Regions from separate parts of the Mus musculus genome. Here region 2 is linked to region 1. A link is a loop called in an ENCODE intact Hi-C map of the cell type or tissue named here. Cell type or tissue: left cerebral cortex. All regions are shown on one strand. Links, peaks and the distances in the headings refer to the core of each region. The heading gives the core; the rest is flanking DNA. Region 1 holds the start of Spata13 (spermatogenesis associated 13). Region 2 overlaps Spata13 (spermatogenesis associated 13).

What was found. A loop is a pair of places that touch in the nucleus more often than their neighbours do. Peaks named below come from ENCODE experiments on the same cell type or tissue, not always from the same donor. Only the 100,000 strongest peaks of a DNase experiment are listed, where the experiment ranks them.
Region 2: a loop joins it to region 1, with 2.6 times the contacts of the local background. A loop is called at or near these places in 13 of 42 quality-filtered maps.

What each region holds. Positions count from the first base shown.
Region 1 is chr14:60,628,719-60,640,395 of GRCm38, forward strand. Spata13 (spermatogenesis associated 13) reads left to right here and starts at 5,987. Exons shown (of 13, transcript NM_001033272.2): 1 at 5,987-6,146. In left cerebral cortex, for the core only: a CTCF peak has its summit at 6,354; DNase peaks (open chromatin) are centred at 5,435, 5,912, 6,638 and 9,061; H3K4me3 peaks cover 1,868 bases.
Region 2 is chr14:60,684,359-60,696,035 of GRCm38, forward strand. It overlaps Spata13 (spermatogenesis associated 13), which reads left to right. Exons shown (of 13, transcript NM_001033272.2): 2 at 6,496-8,190. The coding sequence starts at 6,637. Among named protein-coding and RNA genes, the nearest start is that of Gm41165, 5.9 kb to the left of the region's middle. In left cerebral cortex, for the core only: a CTCF peak has its summit at 4,633 (motif pointing left); DNase peaks (open chromatin) are centred at 2,605, 4,625 and 8,989; H3K4me3 peaks cover 198 bases.

The DNA.
Region 1 (11,677 bases), core at 2,438-10,437:
GCTTATTTTCTAAGGAGAAACAGAAAGAGTGTGTGGTTCCAGAGAGGAGGTGAGGGGAAGAGAAACTGGAATGAAGAGGAGACGACAACTGTAACAAAAAATATATTGTAATAGTGAAAAAAGTCTAGTTTTAATAACAGAAGAAACAAGCAAGCAAAAAAGAGATTTAGGTGCTTCATAATACTTACGTTATACCTCAACAGCAACAGCAACAGAATCCCCCAAGCCCCAAGACTGCGGGAGATAAAGTCGCTTTTTCTAAGTCATACTGCTACTCAGCAGGATTATAACTCAGTTCTAAAGTCAAAGCCTGTGCTCTCCTTCCCAGGCTGGCGGAGCATGTAGGTGTTCAGACTCGCAGCCACTGTCATGTCGATTGGATTTAGAATCACCTGGAAGACAGGCAGACTCAGCTGTGAAGGCATTTCTGGAGGTGATTAACCGACTTGCCTCCTCAGCTTCTGCCGTTATGCCGCTCGCACTAAGATGGACTATGTCCTGTCAGGCAGTGAATGGAAATGAATCCTTCCTCCCTTCAGTTGCTCACACACTGTCTCTCTGTCTTTCTATCTCTCTGTCTCTGACGTTGTCTATTTCTCTGTCCCCTCCCCAACCCTGTGTGTGTGTGTGTGTGTGTTTGTGTGTCTGTGTGTGACTCCCATGTGACACCCTCAGGTGTCTTTCCTGGATCAATCTCCACCTTAAGAAACTGCTTTGGAATTGAGATCTCACTGAACCTGAAGCTCTTTGGCTCAGCCACGCCGGCTGCCAGGGGGCTTCACAGATCCACCCGTCTCTGCTTCCTCAACCCCACCCTCCCCAGCCTGGGATTACAGTCAGTTGCTGTTTCACTTCCTGTGTGAATTCTGGAGATCCAACGTCAAATCCTTGTGTTTGTGCAGCAGGCACCTTATAGACTGCGCCACCGTCTCCTCAGCCATGCCCAACTGCGTTTACGATACATTTTGTCAGGCGTTTGGTCACAGCAAGGAGAAAAGTAACTTAACAGTAGGTAAAACTTAGAAGACTACTGTGGCACAGGGCTAGGCACCAGTTTCATTACTTGTAAACATTGCCGGGTTCACTTGGAAACATGCTCAGGGAGTGGTTCGAACATCTTTGTGTAGCTCATCGTGCAGGTGCCAGAACCCTTGTTCAGGTGCTCGCCCACCTTTACCACGGCATGACACACTTCCAAGAGTCTGACTGATGCCAGTCCACTGCCCTCGAGCCTCATTTGTCCATCCGCCCTGGAGACCCCTGATGTTCTCACGACGAGTCTTCCATCTGTGCTCTCTCTGTTTTAAGATCCCCCAGAATACAATTCTCCTTGTTTTGTTCCTCGTTGTTCAAGGCTACTTACAAGCAAGCAATGAGTCACCCTGTGCTCTCCCATCTGTTCTTCTGGGCTTTGGACGTGAGTGGGGAAAAAGGAAAAATTTGCTTGGGGTTTAAAATGGAAGATTTCGGTCAGGGGTGAAGCTCAAAGCAGGTCACGTGATCTGCTTCAAACCCATGGTCATGGGCTAGGGTGCTTTTTGAGTGTTTGCTCAGAATTTTGGAGTGGTGAGAAATCATTGTTGAACATAAAACATAACAACAACCAGAAAGAACTGGCAACCTGCCCTGACTGTCAGAGCCTCAACTTAAGAAACTGGCTCAACTTTGTATATTTTGTTAATAACATTCCTCAATTAATATGCTTTAAAGCATATAACCAGTAACAAATAATGGATTAGCATTGTTATTCTGATTATTTTTATCATTTAGCTAGTATCTAATCGATAGTTCTATGGGAGGTCTCAAAATAAATAAAGTTAAAAAAAAAAACACTGCCCGCACTCATTAATATACAATCTTCCTGGTGCTAAAACAGTGGGTGCACTTCATGCTTTGTGATGGTGGCAAATATGAAGCCATGTCTTCTTGATGATACTCAGGGAAGTCGGGGAAGGGGTTAGTGAGCTTGAAGCAAGGCTTTAGAAGCGCCATGGGTTGTGATGACAGAGGTGGGTCTGTGTGTGAGCTCTTGAAGCTGTTTGCACTGCACACTTGGGACTGGCTGACTGTAATTGTCCACCTGATTGCTTTGAGGGAGGTTAACTAATACTGTGACCCTCTGGGCGCATCTGTGATAGCATTTCTAGAGATGATTAAGTCATATGGGTTCTGACATAATAGATGGATTAGTCCCTTGATAGAATCGCTATTAGGAGGTGGAGAAATTTATTGGTTGTGGTCTCTTTGGAAGAATTAGCTCACCAAGGAAGATTCTCAAAGAAAAAGTCCTAAAATCTCCAGAAAGATGTTTCTCAGCCTCTCTTGTTTCCTCCTAGAAACCACTGTGAATTTGGGGATGGGAGGGAGCTTTCAGTAAACTGAACACAGCAGCACCCCCTGAACCCTGGAGGAGTCACACATGGCCTCCATCTCCTGCTTAAAAGCTGGAGCATGTGATCAGATCCTGGCGGCCTCACTTACTGGATGACCTTGGGCCACTCATCCAACCCCGCTGAACTCTCCTCTTCCCCTCAATTATGAGTGACAAGATGACAGTGCCTTGAAGACCGTGTTGTGGCTTTTAGTAGACAACCAATGTGAACCACGTATGTATTAAGCACTCAATATATACTAATGCAAAGAGATCCTGATTTCAGAGAAAATATAATTGGGGGCATTTTAGACTTGGTATAAGGTGGAAGCTTCTATCCTTGGACATTCTCCAGCCCCAAATACCCATGTTCAGGGAGGGGGAGTAATTTCTCTTCTGAGATGTGGCCACTGGCAGTTGTCCCTGGTTCTGGGGTTGGCCTAATACCCATGTACATACAGGCAGCATTAATGGGAATCAGTGGTTTCCCATTAGTGTGTGATACACAGTGATGTGATCACACATCAGTGTGTGATACACACACACACACACACACATACACACGTAAGAGTCAACATGGAAATGATGAATTGTGGTTGAGGGGGACTGAGGTACTCCAAGATCAGTGCAGAGGGAAAGCTGGGAGACACTTCTGGGTGGTTCCCACCAGTGGGAGTGCAGGTATCAGGGCTGTTTGCTGGGCTGTCAGTGACAGGCAGGCAGCCACAGCAGCAGCAATAGCAGCCCATAGAGACATGGGGTAGGGTTTTGTTCTTTGACTTAGAACCCATGTTTTGTGGAACATATCTATGGAATGATGGAAACAGAAGGAAGTTTTGAGATCTCTGGACCTGGTCTGTTATGTAATGGATGGGCAAGAACTGGAGGTGTGTGCTGATTACAGACATGATGGAGGAGGTGCCCAGCCTTTCTCTAACACGTTTAAAATCTGAATTAGGGGCTTTATCCAAGGAGTTCATGCAACCTCCCATGGAAACTCTGAACACGTGTGTCTTGCTTTAAGGACCAGGAACTCACACTGTCAAGGTCCTGTGCGTGACAGCAAGAGTGAGCTGCAGGCTACAGTTTTAATTTTCTGACTAACGCAACTAGCAAAGTCTCGCTGTCAAATGCACAATGAAAAGGAAGCTTGAGTTGGCAACGTAAAGGGCTTGCCTGGGTCATCCAGAGTGTCAGGGAGGCAGAACGGCTCTCAGTCAAGTGCATAAATCCGTTTACCTGAGAGCTAGGCAAAGAACATTGCATATAAATATTAATAGTGGTTTCTAAGCAGTCAAAGGTTTGAAGCAGATTCTTCTTTTTTTTTAATATCTGCTCCCCACATTTGTGCTAATTCTAAAGGAATAATTAAAAAATATTCTGACAGTGCTAAAATGGATTTCATACATGAGGGCTTTATGTGGATTTTGTTAAGCTGGTGCAAGACAAATCAAGTATGGAATATCTAATAGCATTAGCCTCTCATGCTATGTCTCTGAAATGTGGTGGTGCACGCCTTTAGTTCTAGGCAGAAGCAGGTGGATCTCTGATTTCAAGGCCAGCCTGGTCTACAGAAAGAATTCCAAGACAGCTAGAGCTATTCAGAGAGAAGCCTTGTCTTGAAAAACAAAACTAATAGTAATTATTTGGTGAACAGGTGTTGGCTTGCATGTATGTCTGTGTACAACACGTGGCCCTGGGTCCTTCAAAAGCCATAAGAAGGCATCAGAGCCCCTGGAACTGGAGGTACATATATCTGTAAGCCTCCACAAATACATACATGCATGCTGGACCTGAAAGTCAGGTCTCCTGGAAGTGTAGCCAGTGGTCTTGACTTCTGAGCTATCTCTCAAGCCCTGTAGTTTATACTTTATAATATTTTCTACTATAAATATGTTTGTTGTCAAAACCTGCAGGGGGCATTTCAATAAACATCAAAAGAATACAATAAAATCTTCCCATATTTTCACAACCCAGAGATACTACCTAATACATTTGGTGCCTGTTTTTAATTAAGACAGAATTTCTCATGGTATTTTAGGGTTACAGAATATGGAGTGGCAATCACAGAGTTTTGACCCCCCTCCCCCATATCTTGTCATTAGCATTGTAGTACTTACATTCCTGCTCATGAACCAGAAGTGGTGGACCATAAGGAAGCAACACACGCAGCCTGTTTACAGGGTTCACTTTGGCACGTGTGTCATGGTTCTCTACAGATGCACAATGGCATGGACTCTCCATTACAGCTTGGGTTTTTCAGTAGTTAAAGACATACACACAATTAATTTAGGGAGGAGAGATGGTTCGGCAGTTAAGCCCAATTCTTACCCTTCCTGAAGACCACAGCTTGGTTCCCAGGACCCACATTGAGAGGCCCCCAATCGCTTATAACTCCAGCTCCAGGAGGTGTGATTCCTTTCTTTGCCTTCACAGGCAGGAACACACAAATGGAGTACACTCACTCACACAGACACGCATGCACATAGAAACAAAATAAGAGTTGGAGTAGAATTGAGGGTGAATGTGATCAAAATAGGTTGTGTGAAATTCTCAAACAAATGCATTACTCTATTAAAATAATCTAAAAGTTAATTTAAACTTTTTTATTGGTGCATTACACGTTCTTTTGTCTAAGACAGTGATTGTTCTTTGGTTAAGAAGCTTCTAATATTTAGAATAATCATGCTGGCATATTGTTGCCATTCAAAGGAATCGTCTCAGCAAACCACAAGTTTTAAAAGAATGCACTTGCCTTATGAATTCCTCAGAAATAACCACAGCACATTTTGGAAGGGTTGTGTGTGTGTGTCACAGATCCTGGCATTGAAGAGCTGCTTCCCCTCTGTGGTCTCAGTTGAGCCAAGTTAGGAAAGTAGGAGTTCTTTGAGAGTTCATAGTCCAGGCTCTGGGAAAACAGAAGGTCAAAGCATCTTAAAGCTGAGTTTCCATGGACTTAAAAGGAGAACCCGCACAGAGAATAGCCCTGAGCCTGAACGGAGAAGAGTCCAATAGGAGGAGGTGGGACAGTGGGCGTCAGGCGGTCACCCAGGCAACGCAGCAGCTCACCGGGGCGGAGGCAGCATGTTGGCCGGTAGGGAGCAAGAAAGAGTCCGTGTATGGTGCCAGTGTGTGAGTGGCTGCGGTGATCCGCAGTGGGACTCGGAGGTGTGGGACAGAGTCCGGGTCTTACTAGGGAGTAATCCTTTGAGAAGATGAAACGAGAAAGAGGAGTTGCTAGAGAAGGTTAGTAGGGCGGAGGCATGACTTGGAGTGAGTGAGTGGCACGAAGGCATAACCTGGAGGTGGAGCGGGTGGAGGTAGTGAGAGGCGGGGAATGAAGTGAGGTAGGTTGAGAGAGTCCTCTGAGACCAAGGGCGTGGTCTGGCCTGGGGACTTGAACCGAACGGTTTGGGGTTGGTCGAAGGAAAAAAAATTCTCTAGCGGGTAGAGGCAAGGAAGATGAGCTGGGGGCGTGGCTCCTTGAAGAGGAGGCTGGACCAGCAAGGAGGGCTGCGAGGACCCCAGGAGCGGGTTCGGGGGCGTGGCTTCAGGGGAGCGGTGTGGAGGCGTGGCTTCGGGAGCGGGCTGGGGGCGTGGCCCGTGGGAGGAGGCGGCTGAGCGCGGGAGGGCGGAATCAGCGCTGCTCTTTCTTGGAGGCCACGGCGCGCAGAGCCTGGCGAGCTCGCGGCTGCATCCCTGCTGGAGCCGGCTGGGCAGCAGGACCTCTTGGACACGCTGGCTTTGGAGCTTCGGTGGAGTGGGGACCGTCGAGGTGAGGCTACCCAGAGAGGCGCAAGGCTCTGCGGGGCGCGGGCTCTCGGGTGGGTATCGCGGAGGAACTGAGCGCCTCTGTGACCCAAGGGTGCCCCGCTGCCAGCTCCTGCTTGTGGCTCGTGGGACGGACTGGGACTGCTCACCTGTTGCGCCACCGTGAGCGCTCCGCCTGCTAGCGGCTGCTCTGGGCTAGCCCGGCAGCGCCCCCCGGGGAGGGCGCGGTGTGCTGTTCTTGCCGGTGCCTTTCCCCCCGGGACGTCAGGGATTACCCTGAAACTCTATCTACCCGCGCTCCCTGCTTGCTGGGCGGGCTGCGGGGTTGCGCCAGGACGACGGACAAAGGTTGGCCGCCACTGGCCCCTTGAATGCTTCCTTCCTCGGAGGGCGTGACCTGTGCATGGAGGGGATTGGGGTTGCGTTTTAAATTGGAGCACTCAGATTAGAAAGCAAGTTTCTCCTTCTGGGACGCAGCCTAAAAGACTTGGGGACTTTATCGTTACTTGTATAGAGAGTGAGTTGGCAGAATTGGGTTGGCTCCATATCTGTTCGGGATATGGGGAATTGCTATACTGGCTAGACTCTGGGATGGGACGACTGCCGCAGGAGAGGAATTCAGGTGGCTTGTGCTGGCGGACCCCACTTCTTAACAGCAAAGTTGCAGAGTCGGAGCAAATTTCTTCCCCGAGTGAAAGAAGACAAAAAAATCCCAACAGCAAACACAAGCGAGCCAAGCTACTATAGTTGCTGCCCAGCATGGGATCATGGCATTGATAAGTAGAATAGTTATTTGAATTTATTCACTGCTGGTTACCAAGGCTTCTTAGAGCCGTATCTCTCCCTCCCCCACTATTTTTTTCAGGCCCCTTCCACCCCATTTCTGTTGTCTAGTGTTTTCTAAATTCTCCAGACCTTCTAGGTTTTTGCCCATCTTTTTTGATCCCACTTTTAAAGCACAGAAATTTCACCCTGTTTGCTTTTTTTCCCCTCACTCTTGTTTTCTTTTTTTTTTTTTTACCTTTCCTAGCAAATGCTCCCTTTCCCTGCTATTCATCGCCCCCTTTCAAACTTCCTCACCGCATTGTTCTCTTGGTACGGGTTAATTATGCACCCCCACCGAGTGGGGCTGAACCTTGTTCTCTGCCCCTCCCCCACCCTCTAGAGCCTTTGGGGAGGTTGCTTTCTATCCAGCGTTTTAATTATTTTTCACTCACCTCCTTGGCCCCCAACTTGCCGCCCCACCCCCACCCGTTTCGTGAGCCTTTCCTTTCTTTGTGACCTGTGTGTTACCGGGCACTCTTTTTCCGGCCTTTTTACCTGCTTCCTCCCTAGCCACAGCCTGCCAACGCTTTGGTGACTTTCCCAGCTCTCTTGGTCTCAGATCCCTTGTGGTCCTCCCTTCCCCCCACAGGCCTAGAACACCACTAGGCTCAGTTTCCTCCTTTCCAGTTAGCCCCGAGTTACCTCACAGACTTAGTTTTTTGTTTTGTTTTGTTTTTTCTAGAAAGTCTGGAAGTGTCACTAGAGCTTCTGCCTTTCCACAGCGGCACACTGCCTGGCTCTCAGGCCTCTCCATCTGCCACTGTGCCTGTCTGTTGAAGTGGAATTGGACATGCAGCCCTAGAATGATGTCATTACCAACATTAATGTGATGATCACACAGAATTTACCAAACAGTGTGCTAAAGCAGTAATATTCATTTAAAATCTTCCTTCGGTCTCTGTCAAGGAAGACCCACCACTCTCCCCCTTTTGCAGATGAGGAAAGGGTGTGTTCAGAGAAGGTAAGCCTGCCACAGTCATGTTTGTCATGACTGTGTTGTTTGACTTAGTCTCATGGGGCCATGTGACTTCTTGACCTCAGACAGGTCGGGCATTCAGCTTTGGAAGTGAGGTTGTTATTTGACATGTTTTGTTTATTTTGCAGTGTGTGCCAGTTTAGGGCATAGAGTCTACTCTTCTTGTAGGACAGTGCCTGGGGAAAAGTCAAATGGCTGATGTCCTTCAGAAAGCCTGGCTGTCACCATCTCTGCCTTCAGCCTGCTTCCCATCTTTACCCTAGGACGTTGGGAAGACAACATCATAAAAAGTATATGGCTAACTGGCTCCTGTGTCAGGAGTTCAGTTTCACTTTAGTACAATGAATGAATGGGCCTTTGGGTCTCCGAGAACCATGCGGCTTCACGAGTCCTTTAATTTCTATTTCATTTTATAGTCTTAAACCTTGATCAGTTGTTTCCTGGCTAGTCTTCACTTGCAAGTTTACTGAAGGAGACTGCTGGAGTTACAGACTTTATTAGCTGGAAGGGACGTTAGAATCCACCCAGCGGGGAACTTGGCCCAGACATAAAGAGACAAATTTGTCCAGCAGCCGCAGCATCCCAGGACTGACGCCTGACCCTACAGCTCAGTGTGGAAAGCAACTTCATTTCCCGTCCTTTTTCTGAGCTACACAGCAGTAGAACTGCATGTTTCGTGTAGAATCATCTGTAGGTTTCCTTTTTTTGGAGGAAGCCTTAAAGACATAAGAAGAAAATATTTGCCTTTGAGACATGTGATGGCATAAGTGGGGTAAAACATCACAGAAATATGTATACGTTCAGGTGTTTTTAGAAGAGTGGTTCTTCCCAGAGCAACAAGAATGAACAGCTTTCTCTAGGCAGACCACATGGCACGTAGGGATTTCAACGTCAGCAGCTGGAGTGCTCTGCCTCTCCTTCCCTTTCCTGGGAGAATTGCATCATTACAAAGTACAGAAGGTACACTGAAATGTACGTTTCATGCAGGAGTGGCCGTGAGCTTCTTGGGAGGAGGGAGAAAACATCTGTGCGTGTCGTCTGTTCTCTGTGGCTCTGATGGTGGCAGCTGGGTTCCACAGTGGAGTCTGGAGGTTCAGGGAAGCCACCATGCCCAGAGCCCCGCTGTCAGCAGTGAGATTTGCATCCATGACTGTCTGTCGTATTAGAGGCATGTGAATTCTCTTGTGTTTCTGTGAGTGGAGCCTACAGTTTGCTGAGGCAAGTGTGCCGCCTCAGCGCCTTCGACAAAGGTAGAGAGATGGGTTCTGCTTACTGAACTGAGAATGACCAGGACAGGAGAGCCGGGCCGTGACCGTGAGGATCCAGAGGAATCTGCATCCTTTTCTGGCTCTGGCAGGGTGTGATGCTTGATAGGCCCCCAAGGAGCTGTGGCTCCTGGTAAATTCGGACATTGGCACATGCCGTTTCAATTTAGTTCTGGCTCTTTAAGGTGGCATCTGAACACGTGGGTGGACACAGGTGATAATACTTAGAGTAAGTGCGTCAGACGCAATACTGTCACCTCTGTTGATGAACAGCTTAAAGAACCTGGTTTCCTTGTCATGTCGACAGCACAGTCAGACGTGGTTCAGGAGCAGCATCCGTTGGTGCCTCTATGGGACACAAGGAGCTCAGACACTGCTGAGTCTGGAGGTCACGTGTTTGCCTCTTGGCAGTTAGCTACAAGATTGATGAGCTTGTATATCTCCTTGGATAGAGAAGGGCTCGCCAGCCTTGCCCCTTAACCCCTGTTAATGGAGTGACAGAGCATGTTTCCTGGTGTCCCTGGCAAAGAATCAGAGACTGGCTTGGGCAAGGCTGGACTGGGGTTTGGAGTGGGGAGAGTCTCGAGAGATCCTTAGCTGTGAGCAGCTTCCTTGGGCCACCAAACCACCTGCTCTCTTCTTTCTTGGTCCTTCCTGCTTAGCATTTCACACATCTGTGCCCCCAAGCACATGGGATTGAACTAGGAAAGAGAGCCCTTGTCTACATTGGAAGCAGATGCAAGGGGAGGGTGAGACCAGACCTACTGTGTGATGGCACTTGATGGGAAGCCTGGGTTAAGCAGCCCAAACCTTCTTAAAAAGTGCTACAGTAAGCCTGTTGGTGGTGGTACACTCCTTTAAACCCTGCATTCGGGAGGCAGAGGCAAGTGGATTACTGTGAGTTCAAAGCCAGCCTGGTCTACAGAGTGAGTTCCAGTACAACTGTCTTGAGGATCTGGGGGAAGGTGTTGTACTAAGTTCAGGGATCAGGCCCTGGTGTGTGCTAAAGTTAAAGGGATCTTGTATCCTAGTTTACTTGTGTATGTTTGAACACATCCAAGTGGGTTGGGACTTTTCTGTGGCAGAAGAAAACTAACCTCTGCTTTAGAAATGTGCTTGGTTGCTATCCTTCAAGGGGATGGAGTGTCCCCTGTTATGTAAGAGCTTTTTCTCATCCATGAACGGTACAGCGATGGTCTGAGCCATTTAGACTTGCAAAGCTCCTGCTGTCTGTCATAGGCATGTGTGGTTGTATGTTCATATTGCTTCGCAGGGACATATTTATCTATCATGTACTGACTGTTGTTTACGTGCTAGATGCTAACCAATCCGATGGTTTTCATGAAGAGCCTCACCATCTTGTGTAGCAGGGGAGGTGGACGTGTGAAAAGTCAAACAGTGTAGAGAACGTGGGCGTGGTGGGCGTGGGAGAGCATGTGAAGTTCTGAGACTGGGAAAGCCCTCCAGGAGATGAGGAAGCACAAGTTGGCAAGGGCAAAGGCTGATGGGATCTTCTGGGCAGCATAAGCAGAGACCAGCGAGGACACAACCAGGACCCCACAGGCTGTTTCTTTATGGCTGCATGCCACTGTTGTGACTCATAATCCAGGTGTGGGGACATGTTAGACAGTCCTCGGGCTGTCCCCACACCTTTTAAGTAGACATTTGTGAGTGCAGGCCAGTAACCTGTAAAGGAGGTTTCTTGTTCATCTTTGTCTTTTTTTTTTTTTTTTTTGTGATACTGGGGGGTGCAACCCAGGGCCTGGTGCATTCTGGGCATGGGCTTGCCTATCTCTATGATAACGAGCCTCCTGTGTGCCGCAGGTGTCTGGTAGCCATGGCTCTAGGATGTGTGAGTTCAGAACTTCCCAGGTAGTTAGCTTCCTTTTCTGTTGTAGTGTGAAGATGCGTGTTTGGTGCTGTGGTTTCCCTCAACTTAGCAGCTGTCCGTATTTCATCATGCTCCCTTCTTTCCTATACATTTATAATGGAACAAACCAATGAGCTCATGTGGAAGAGAGAGAAGCAAATCAGACCCCTAATTTAAACACGACCACGTCCCCAGAGGTTAAAAACCTTCAGCTCCAACTGGTAGGTCTGATGGATGACCATGACGCGGCATAAACCGCTGGGTGTGAATTCTTGAACACTCCGACTCCTCCTCCAGTGCCTTCTCCTGGAATTAGACCTGAGTTTGTTACAGTTTTTAATCCAAGTCTGTTGGGGAAGTAGGATGATTTTGCTTCTGTTCCTTGGCCAGGAGTCGCTTGAGGCTGAAAGTCTTCGGAGAAGACAATGCAAGAAGCCGAGTGGGACATGTGGTGTGTGATGTCGGAGGAATGGAAACTTTCTTAGCATTTCAGCCCTTGGCCTCATGGTCTGTCTCTGTAGCCTGTAGGCTGTGTGAAGGTGTTAATCTCTCTGTCCCTCAGTTGTCACATTCTAAAAGCTGGAGACAGCAGCTGCCTT
Region 2 (11,677 bases), core at 1,170-9,169, 54 kb after region 1:
TGCATTTGCTTCCTGCAGGAAGAGGTTCAGAAGGTATTAAGCCTGTTCCTGCGTCACTCAGGTGTGCTTTGACTTGCAAAGAAATTAATTGCACATTTACAAAATCAGCATACAAATCATTAACTTCGATCAATAAATTGATTACTAGTTAAAATGAAAGGCCTGGGTGTGGTAGCTCATATCTGTAATTCCAGCACTTGGGAGGGCTGAGGCCTAAGGATTCTTGTGAGTTTGAAGCCAGCTTAAACTATACACTGAGCTTCACAGGCAGTGTGTGATACACAGTTAAGCCTTGTCTTTAAAATAAAAAGTGACTGAATATTGTTACTAGCTTAGTAATTATCAGCATTTTAAAAGTCGTTTGTAGAACAACATGCTATTGCTGTCACAACATAAACAGACCTGTTTATAGCATAATTAAAATGTAGTTAGGCGGGCTGGCGATATAACTCAGCAGGTAAGAGCACTGACTGCTCTTCCGAAGATCCTGAGTTCAAATCCCAGCAACCACATGGTGGCTCACAACCACCCATAATGAGATCTGACACTCTCTTCTGCTGCTGTCTGAAGACAGCTATAGTGTACTTATTTATTATAATAATAAAAATAATAATAATAAAAAATCTTTTTTAAAAAAACAGTACCACCAAACACTATAACCTTCAGTTTCATGGTTGAAAATAAATTTCAGTAATTTCAATACTTACCTCTCTGAAACAGTTTTCATAGTATTCTCCTCTCCTCTCCTCTCCTCTCCTCTCCTCTCCTCTCCTCTCCTCTCCTCTCCTCTCCTCTCCTCTCCTCTCCTCTCCTCTCCTCTCCTCTCCTCTCCTCCCCTCCCCTCCCCTCCCCTCCCCTCCCCTCCCCTCCCCTCCCCTCCCCTCCCCTCCCCTCCCCTCCCCTCTTTTGTGCGTGTGTGTATCTGTATCACCCATCTAGATATCTGTTAATCATCTATAGCTATCATCTGTCTTATCTATCTTGGTATTTCTGAGACAGCGTCTAGTATATAGCCTAGGCTGACCTAGAACTTGTCATATTACTCAGACTGGCGCCAAACTCCTGGATCAGCTTCTTAAGTGGTGGGATCACCTTGAGCCTCTACACCTGATGTAGTCTTTCTTGGTCCCAGTAGCATTGGTAGCCACTACTGTATGAAACACCCTAGGGGACATAGGACGGCTCCCATAGAAAAGCTATGTGGCCTCAGACTGATCTAGCTGATGTGTGCAGAACACATAGTGTTATCCCCATCCTCAGTCTGCCCGTCATTCACCTGGTGGATGATGAGGACGGCGAAATCAGACTTGATTTTGTTTACTTTAACACACTTTTCAAAGTCTTCAGAGATACTTGGAGAAAGCAGAGGAGGAGCAAAATGCTGGGCCAGGGTGGTAAGCAGTAGGACCAATTGAGCTACATAGAAGGTGCTGAGAACCAGAGAAAGGGCTCCTGTGTTAGAGAGGGAGGGAGAGTTTCTCAAGAGCCTCCTCACTTGAGTTAATGATGTCATGGCAAAGTACATGCCTATGGAACAGGCAAAGAGAACTGCCTCTAGCTATTGCAAAGAGACTCCAAGACAGGATTTTGTGTATTCAGTTGGGCAAGTTGGCAGATGTGCAGCTGACCCCTACACTGGAGGGGAGGAATGGTCACTTGAACCCACAACCTGAAAGAATCTGAGACGTAAGGGGACAGAGCCAAAGCAGAGACAGATGTCACCCACAGAGGTGCTGGGGCCTCCTTCCTCCCACTCCCAGATCCCCGCCCACACTTGGCTCCCACTGACCAGACCTATCAGATGCCTTTAGTCATGATAGCTTGGAATTGTGATCCCCTGCAGGAGAGAGAATCCGAGAGCAGAAGAGGATCTGCAGTGGGGTCAGCCTGTGGCCTAAAGGAGTAACCCAGGGGCGGAGAGCTTGCCTCACTTGCGCAAGACCCTCAGTTTTCATCGTCGTCGTTGTTGTCGTTGTGGTTGTTTGTTTTAGTAAGCACCACAGAGCCAAACAGAATGGAGCCTGGCTGGGGAGAGGTCTGGAGACCTGCAGCCAATGACATGGCATTCCAGTGACAGTTCCATTTGCAGACCAGGAAGTACTCCGGTGACAGAATGAAGGCTGGAGGATGGGGGGTGATTGGGATTACAAGATGGGAGGGAGCCAGGGCAGACTTGTCCAGAAGGAAGGCGCCTCAGGCTAGGGATAAGGTAGTGTGCCACTCCACATCCCTGGAGGTCTCGTGAGCCAGGCAGTGATGGTCTCTGAGACTTGGTGGCCACAGAGACTGGGGCAGAGGGCTGAGAAGGTCTCTAGGTTCTGGCCGATAGGTGACAATCCTGAACTAACTCCATGCCCAGTCACTGTACTCTAACTGCTGGTCGCTCATCCCCACCCATCACCTAGTAATGGTCCGCATCAGTCAGACTGAGACCTCAGATCGTGCTGAACCTAAAATGTGTCCATCGTTTGAGTTGCCGACACCTCTCCCTTTGTGCTTCCGGGCTGTTGCTAAGTGAAACCAGGATTACTTGAACTCAGCACTGCAGTGCCACCGACAAGCATTCTGAGACAGATGGCTACTGAATGCCCAGTAGGAGAGAATGTAGTGTACGAGGCGTGGGTAAGCCAGGCAGAATGACAGTTTATATCCTAGCCAGGACAGGGAAGGATGGTGCAAGATGCAAAGAAAAACCTATGAATTGCCTGCTTTCGGGACACTCGTTTTAATGATTTTTGGGTCTTTTGTCTGAATGTAAGTGGAACCATGGAGATGAACGGGGATGTGCGGCTGTTGCACGGTAGTCCCCAGCCTCGCTGGTTTTCGGACGAGCATCGGATGTGCTCCGAGGTGGTGTCCGTAGCCCAAGCTGATGCATAATTTTACCCCTCTGACATTTCTGGTTCTAATTGAAATGAGTTGGTCACAGCTGGTTTTGTAGAGATTTCTCATTACGAGTGGGGAGAAACATTCCACTGTGGAGTTCATTCACCCCGGAGGCCAGCTTGTGGGCAACTGGATGTCACAATATTCCCATCTCGAATTCTTTCTTGGAGTTCCCTTCAGAAGCATCTCTGGCAGGGGTCCCATGATTTATCAGGCTTGCCATGGAGCCAGTAATTGAATTGCGACCCTTGTTAGTTAATGGGGGTCAAAGCATCGGTTCTCAATAACGCAACTTGGTGTGTTCCTCGGAGATTCTGGGAAAGCTTTTGTTCCTTCCTGTGACTTTCACTTTCCACTCTAAAGCAGTAAACAGCCTTGCTTGGCTCATGGACAGACAGTAAGTACATCGTTAGCTTTCTAAACCCATTCAGATGGAGTCTGGATCTAAATTTACGTGTTTTTTTTTTAATAGTAAATGCTTACTGGTGTAATAAAAATGTAAGCATCTTCAACCTAGAGAAATAGGGGCAAGCAGTGCCTAGAGTGCTACTTGGGTGGCTGAGGCAGGAGGATTGCTGTTCAAATACAAACTTAGTGAGACCCTGTCTCAAAGTAAAAAAGTAACGAGACAAATAACAACGACCCAGTATCATTGGAAAAAAGGGCTGTGATACAGTTCAGTGGCGGGAGATGTTTGTCTAGCATATGTGAAACCTCTTAAAATGTAATCACCAGCCGGGCGTGGTGGTGCACGCCTTTAATCCCAGCACTCGGGAGGCAGAGGCAGGTGGATCTCTGAGTTCGAGGCCAGCCTGGTCTACAAAGTGAGTTCCAGGACAGCCAGGGCTATACAGAGAAACCCTGTCTCGAAAAACCAAAAAAAAATAAAAATAAAAAAAAATTTAAAAATGTAATCACCAGTTGAAGAAACACACACAAGTATGTCATGATCTGTCACCTAAGTAGATACAGTCAGGAAAACTGATGCAGTCTTGTATCAAGATAATAGTCTTGAGTAAGCTGAAGTGTTCAGTCTCATGGTTCTCAAACCTTAACAGCCCATAGATTTGCTCATATTCCCACAATATCATTATGCATTGGTAATACATGGGGTGAGGTTCCACCGCCCTGGAAGCACATACGGATTTTCTTACTCACTTCAGAGGTACAGAAGTGACCCCTGAATTGGTCTTGAAGAATGATTAGATTTTATACTCAGGGTATGTAAACATCCTGCCCCATTTCCCATGATTCTCAGCGCTCATTGCATTGGGCCACCCCTCCAATGGCAGGCACTGCTCTGCTTGCTGTACCCAGTTTGTTAAGGACTGCCCCCCACCCCCACCCCCCAGCTGTTGCCTGAGAGTTGAGACTGGTCACCTTCATTCACCTCCTGCCAGGCACACCGTGTTCCCAGCTGTCCTTTCCTCATGCCAACTTCCACTCACCATCCTGAACCCCTCGAGGGGCCTGGCCTGCTGCTTGCACCCTCTGGAGGATCATGGCATCCTGAGTTGATGGATAGTTCCCTCTTATTTCATAGACAGCATGAAGCACAGGTTGCTGAGATGGCTTACTGGAGATTGTGTGACAGTAGTAGGTTTAGCATCTAGGCATAGCCCCATGTCTTTCAAGGAGCATTTTCAAATGTCCCAACATGCTTCTCTGTAGCCCTTGAGCCTCCAGGGTCCTCTTAACACAGGCTTTGTCCTGGACTAAAAAGGTCTCATGGTGCCCTCTACTGGTGTCACCAACTTCAGCCCCGCTCTAAGGCGGGAATCCTGCTGTCCCCTGTGTGACTGACACAAGTCCTCGAAAGACCATTATTACTACTCGGCCTTGTGGTCAGTTCTTGCCTGCAAACTGGATTTGGACACTTCTCTCTGTGGTTCATTTTAAGACTCTGAGGCGTATGGAAGTAAGCACACTACCACCATGCTGAGGACAGGCAGGCAGTCTAACTGTTGGTCCCTTTCGCCTCTCAGGCAGAATTAAGACTCAGCTCATGTGGCTCATTCAAATGCACCCACGGCCCCTCCCCGCCCCCACGCCTCTCACACACCATCTTCTCCATTAGATTTGTGCACCGCAAAGGGCCCAGTTAGGCCATCAGTCTTCCTATTAGTAAAGTGCTGACAGCCTAAGTCAGTAGAGACTCCCACATCCTGGGTGGCATCAATCCTTTATCTGTTCCCCCTGGCTCTCCCTGACAGTCCTTCCTCACTGGGCATGATACAGGGGCCAAAGGGGAAAGAAAGCAGTGCGCAGGAGCAGGTAATGCAGACTGCCGCTTCACATAGATCAAGTCCAGCTTGAAAAATGGTGAGCTAAATAAAATAGAACCTCAGGTTCTCTCTACAGTTTCCTCTTCCTGCCTTGGCTGTTTCTAGGAGGTAAAGGCCTTGACTAGTATCTGAAACCAAGTTGGGATTTGATTTCTACAGGTCGGAAGGTGCTGGAATTGGAGTCAGGTGCCCAGGGTACAGATCCCAGCAGTGCCTCTGTCTCTCTAGGCATTGGTTTAATGCATCATTCAGAGGGGACTAGCAGCGGGACCTCCAGACAAATGCCCTCACCTGCCTGCGTGGCCATGCAGTTTTCTGAGTGCATTCTGATAGCCCCAGACTTCTGGGAAGGCTCAGTGATGCTGTAAAGGCCTCAGCCCAGAGCCTCTATCTACCCTTGACCTTAGTCAACCGCCTAGAAATGATGTAAGCATTGTCTGACCGATGGCCTTTTGTGGTCTCATAATCTGAAGCTCAATTATTAATTTATTTATTGGAAATAGAAGGGCCATGACATTTGAGCCATCCTATGAAGGCCGAGAAAGGCTGAGATGGACTTGATTGATGGGAAAGGTTAAAGATGTGGTGTTCTCACACACTTTTGGGGGTTAGGTAGTGCTGTGGAGGAGGCTTGGGCAACCTTGGGAGGAATGGGCACAGGAATGTATAGAGGCTTGGATGTAGGACCAGAGGGAAGAGGGTATTTTAGTCATATGTCCATGTCTTGAGTTTCTAACAGCCCCATGTGTTTCCTCACATCACTCTATGGACAAGTAGAACTTTCTGGGTGTCTTCTGCACACAGCCTTTCCTCCAGCTTCTCTGGCTTGGTATGTTGTGCCCTGAGTCCCTATAATGCCGTAAGTTTCTCTTACAGTTTTCCTTAGTCACTTGGCCTCTGTCAGAACTCCCAGGAGTCCACCAACCGAGCCCCTGCTCATACAGGCTGGTGTTTCAGTAGGCGTGTTTGGAAGTCACGGTGGGGTTGATGTTTCATAATAAAAGATCCCTTCCGTTCACATAAAGAACAAGGTCTTACCATTTGCGTTCCAGGGTCTTCTCGGGGTTTCGGGATTTCTCCGTTGTGTCAGATGTACATCCATAGCTGTCTTTTTCGTTTCTCCTTTGAGGAATACATCATTTGCATGCCTTCCACTCTTGCTTTGATGAGAAGTAGATTTTAGAGTAATTCTTAATGACCCAGCCTTGTCCTGGAGCTTGTGGGGTTTTTCTTCTGTTAGCAGTTGTTAGCTTGAACGATCAGCCTCTATAGAGGCGCCTCCTTGGGGACAATGGTTAAACGCCTGCTTTGTTTTGTGCTGCAGGCAGTAGCTGTGACTACGGATCCAGATGCACACAGCAGATGTGAAAGCCAGGCTGCTGTCCTTGGAGATGAAGGTCTGGAGCAGGGACCCCCAGTTACCGGCGTGAATGGGGGTTTGAGCCAGGCTGCCCACCCCAAGAACATGACAACAGCCCAGGATGGCCATGGGCAAGGTGCCACAGCCACTTGTTCAGCCTCCAACCCAAAGGCCCCGAAAATGGTGACATCCTCAGCATGTCAGAATGGAGGCTGCAAAAGCAGCCCCAGCAGTGATCCCGAAGCCGGGGAAACCAGGCTCAGCCCATCGAAGCTGGTACGTCTCTTCTCTGGTAGTCGGAAGAGGATGAATTCGAACTCTGAGAGACCTCGCTCAGTCGTCCTTGTGGGGAATTCCTCCACGTGGAATGCCCTGGCCTCCTTCCGTAAAATGGGCTCCTTTAAAAGACTAAAATCTTCTGTCCTTCAAGGAATTCAGAACCGGGAGGGGGCAGAAGTTTCCAAGGAGGAGCCTACAGGAGACCCAGGAAGGGCTGCTCCCAATGGCACCGTTGCCATCCTGGGAAAGGGCCTGGGCAGGTGTACATCCTTGGGCCCTGTAGGAGATGGCGCCGGGTCTGACTGCTCAGACCCCGAGGACACGGAGGACGCCTTCCAGAGGAGCACACACCGTTCTCGCAGCATCCGCAGGGCCTATGGCCTGGGCCGCATCAGCCTGCTGGACCTGGGGCGGCAGCCAGTGCCGGAGCCCGCCGTGTGTGAGATCCAAGTTCGAGACCCTGAACCCAGCAGGGCTGTGCCTCTGCCACGCAGAAGCAAGAGCATCGACAGCTTGAGCGTCCTGAAGAGCTCCTTCAAGCGCAAGTCTGCATCCAACCTCACGGAACTGCAGGGTGACAGGCAGGTTCCCTCCAGAACCTTGAGCAGCTTCTTCACAGACCCGGAGAAGCCGGGTGGCTCAGAGAGAAGAACCAGACGCTGGAGGAGCCCCATCCGGGCCAAGGACTTCGACAGAGTCCTGAGACTGGTGAGCAATGTCAAGGATGCGGCTTGGAAGAGGGAGGCCCCCAGGAGTGCAGCCCCTGGCCCTGGTCCCGGTCTCGGGGATGAGAACCCACTACTTGCGCCACGAAGCAAGCTACACGATGACTACTCGCGTCGTACTAGCAGCAGCGTGGAGCCAGATGCCAGGCGTGGCGGCTCACCCTGTATCCCTGCACCATGCACCACTGCGCCCTACGCAGCTCCAGAGCCCCACTTAGATGTGGATACTGCAGTATTCCCCCTGGAAACTAAAAGTGCTCAGCCACTGGGAAATGATGGACCTCGTGCCAGCAGTCCCTCACCAATCCCCACGGACCCAGAAGGGTTGAGCCAAGGCTCCAGTGAGGCACATACTGGCAGCCAACATCCTTTTAATCCCGTGCAGCTTCCCACTCCTCTGAGACCTACCACACCCAAGCCCCAAAGCCCTCAGAGCCCAGGGAGTACTAAGTGCCCCAGTAGTCTGAGTGTGCTGTCCCTCAGTTCAGCGGACAGTGAAGAGCGGACTGAGGATGCTTCGCACAGGCAACCGGGACCCGTGTCCCTCCAGGATACTGTCCTTAACGCTGCTGGTGATGTGGGGGGAGAAAGCGGTGACAGCTATTTTCCCGAGAATCTCGATGGAGCCACCCATCCAGAAGAGAAGAAGGAAGAGGTAAGGGTCTGGGTGGAGTGCCTCTGGTGGGTGACAGTGTGGGAGGGGTGATTTCTAGTATTTGCTTTGCCATTCATCCAGCGATTTCCAAAGACTCCTGGTTCTGTCTGTGCTAAACTGGTCATATTCAGTTTTAGCGGAGATGGAAGTTATTGGCTTAGCTTGCCTGGTTCTGGATGTGCCTCCCTGCCAGGTGTTTACGTGGCACGTGCAAGGTTCCAGGTTAGCCCTCCAGCACCAAACCACACCATCCCACACACCTTTATCCCACTTAAAATTGAATTTGCTAATAAATACGTTCCCTTGATGTAGTGTTTGCCACACCATTCCTGGAAAAGATGTTTATTGAGTATCTCCTATGTGCTGCTAGGTCCTGGGGATTAATGTGACCACTAGGGTTTCTCAGCGTTTTCACATTTGGAAAGCATTTTATCACCCCCATACCATCCGTGTATTTGACATTGTTGCTGTTCTCCTTCCCGACAGAGCCCTTGTAAATGCAGTTCTTTGTGTTAGAGAACATTACGTGTCTTGAGTCCTTTTATTTCCTAGGAGTGAATTAGAACTGTGCTGCTCAGTACCTGTCACGCCCAGGATAATGCTTCTTCCAAGAGAGTTTAATGATGGCCATTGTGCTTATTTTTAGGGCAGAGCTCCGAGCAGCTCTCGGATCAAGTCAGCAAATAGCTGTCTGAGCTGCAAGAGCTGAGATCCTTTCACGTCCTGTCAGGCAGCCAGACAGTTTTACTCCTCTGTGCAAGTCTCACTTTATAAGAACATTCAGTACTATCACCTTACATAGCTAAAAGACAGAAGCGTAGCCGCGTGTGCGGGTTGTAAATGTTCTTTGCATAAATTTCTAGACGGTGTTACAGCTGTGAATTGGTGCTTGCAGCAGGAAATTACTCCTTAGCAAATGTTCCCTCCCACTCAGCCCTGGAGAGGGCCGGCAGAGGAACGATTGCACAGTTGGGTATGCAAAGAGAAGCCAGAGTAGCCTGTGGATTTGCTGTTATAAATTTACTGAGATGATGCTCTGTAGCCCAGGCTACCCTCAAAGTCACACTCCAGAGTGCTGGGGTGATTGGTGTGTGCCACACTTCCATGGCTGGCAAATATCTATTTTTGACCTTTGCTATCCAGAGACATCTAGGTCACAGAGCCTTCTGGAAAGGACCGAGAGAGTAGAATTGCTACAGAGTGCTTTAGGGAGATCCAAACCAACTTTCGGGACATCCCAGGATATCCAGTCAGCAGACATGCAGCTACAGACTCTGGGCTGGAGGCCCAGTGTGTCAGAGCTTTCTAGTATTGAAGATGATTTACTCATTTGCATTCTTAAAAAAAAAAAAAGAGGCGTGGATCCCTTGCAGGAGACAGGCAGCCCTGAGAAACAGTTAAACGATGCTGACTTTGATTGGCCAAAAGGTTTTACTCAGTTCTGAGTATGCCCCAGCAGTTTTGCATCTGTAGCATAAAATGCCCAGGCCACCGGCTGGGTGTGGCTATACACACACGTGTGAGCTCAAAGACTGGGAGATGAGATGGAGGCAGGAGAACTGAACTCAACACTGTTCTGTTACATAGCATGGCCATCTCAGCACAGAGTTTCATTTCAAAGACTGGGCAGTCCTGCTGGCTTGGCCCTCTGACAAGGGTAGCCTATCCTTGTCAGAGTGACAGATCAGATCTCAAGACTGGGGACAGAGTCGGTAAGGTCACATGGTCCCCCTCCAGGACATTCCCCAAGTGAGCTAAGGACCTTTCACTGGAGTCCCCCAAAGAGTTCCACAGCACCGCCTAATACTTTCACCCCAGAGACTAAACTTTAATCTTGAACTTTAAAGGACGTGGACCATCCACACGAGCTTTGGTGAGACATTCACTGTGCAAACACTCGGCCCTGCCCCCATGTCTGATGCTCCATGACTCTAGTAAAGGATCCTTATGAGTCTCCCAGGTTCTGCGTGTTAAAGGCAGGACCCTGAGCCTGAAGAGTGCTTCCCTCCCACGCCGAGTGTGGTCTCTGGGGCTGTATAAACCCTGTCTCGACGGGGAGAAACAGGAGGGTGAGAGTTTTAAGGTAATCATCAGATACGTGCTTGGCTATGTGGAACCCTGTATCAAAGCAAAACAAAACACGAAGTAATTTTGGGAAAAATTTTAACATATTACCTGGATAACTAGGAAAAGGAGGAAATGCTGTTGTCATTTGCAAAACATGGCCTTTTCCTGACACCTGGTGGTGATTCTTGGTAAAGCACAGTACTGGGTTGGGCAGGACCCTAAAATGTTTTCCTTTTAAAAATGCTATTCAGGCGGGGCAGTGGTGGCACACGCCTTTAATCCCAGCACTTGGAAGGCAGAGGCAGGTGGATTTCTGAGTTTGAGGCCAGCCTGGTCTACAGAATGAGTTCCAGGACAGCCAGGGCTACACAGAGAAACCCTGTCACGAAAAAACAAACAAACAAACAAACAAACAAATAAATTAAATAAAACGAAAATGCTATTCAGAAGCTGAGTGTGCTCATACACATAGATCTGTAACCCCAGCGCTTGAGATGCAGAGGCCAGAGGTTTTCAAGTTCAAGGCCAGCCTGAGCTACATAATAAGTTCTATCTCAGAAAGCCGCACACAAGCAGAGTTCAAGGCCCAGGGCTGCCACTCTATGGTAGAGATCTTATCTAGCACTTGCCTGGCCTTGAGTTCCATCCTTGCATTTGGAAGATAAAGGCTATTTGGAATTTTTCTGTTAATAGTGTTCCTCATTTTCTAGAAAGGTGCGGGAGCCATAGTTTAGAGTGTGAATACGGAGTTTCCAAAAGGGATATTGTCTTTCTACCTGTCTGTAGTATAGAGTCATTGGCTGTAAGTAGTGAGCACCAGCTGTGAGCCTGTCCCAGGCACAGTGGTGAATCTTTTGTAAATGCTTCTAGTTTGGTGGTACTCTGGCTGTGCTCCTCAGAAGACACCAGTTAGGGATCTGGGCAAACTAGGAAGTCTTGAACCTCTAGGGTCTCAGTTGTCTCTAATGTTAAACACTGTGTTTATCTAGCATCTTAACATTTTCAAAATTACTACTTTAAGGATGTGTTTTATCTATGCATGCTTGTTTGTGTACCATGTATGTACCTGGTATGAGAGGAAGAGGAAGAGAATGTTTGTTCTCCATGAGCTAGAGTTAGAGATGGTTGTGAGTTGCCATATGGGGCTAGGCGTCTCACTGGGGTCCTCTGGTCCTCTGTCAGAGAAACAAGTGCTCTTACGCACTGAGCCATCTCTCCAGCCTCTAGCCCTCAAAACTTTTTGTATGTAACACTGCATTACAGTTTTACAAGAAGTGGAGAAATTCTTCAAATAATTAGATCGATCTCACATTCATTTTATTATAAGACAGAGTCTTATTCATCACCGGCTGCCCTTGAACTCACCATAAAACCTTGAACTTGTGATCCCCGCCCCCACCCCTGCCCCAAATCCACCTCC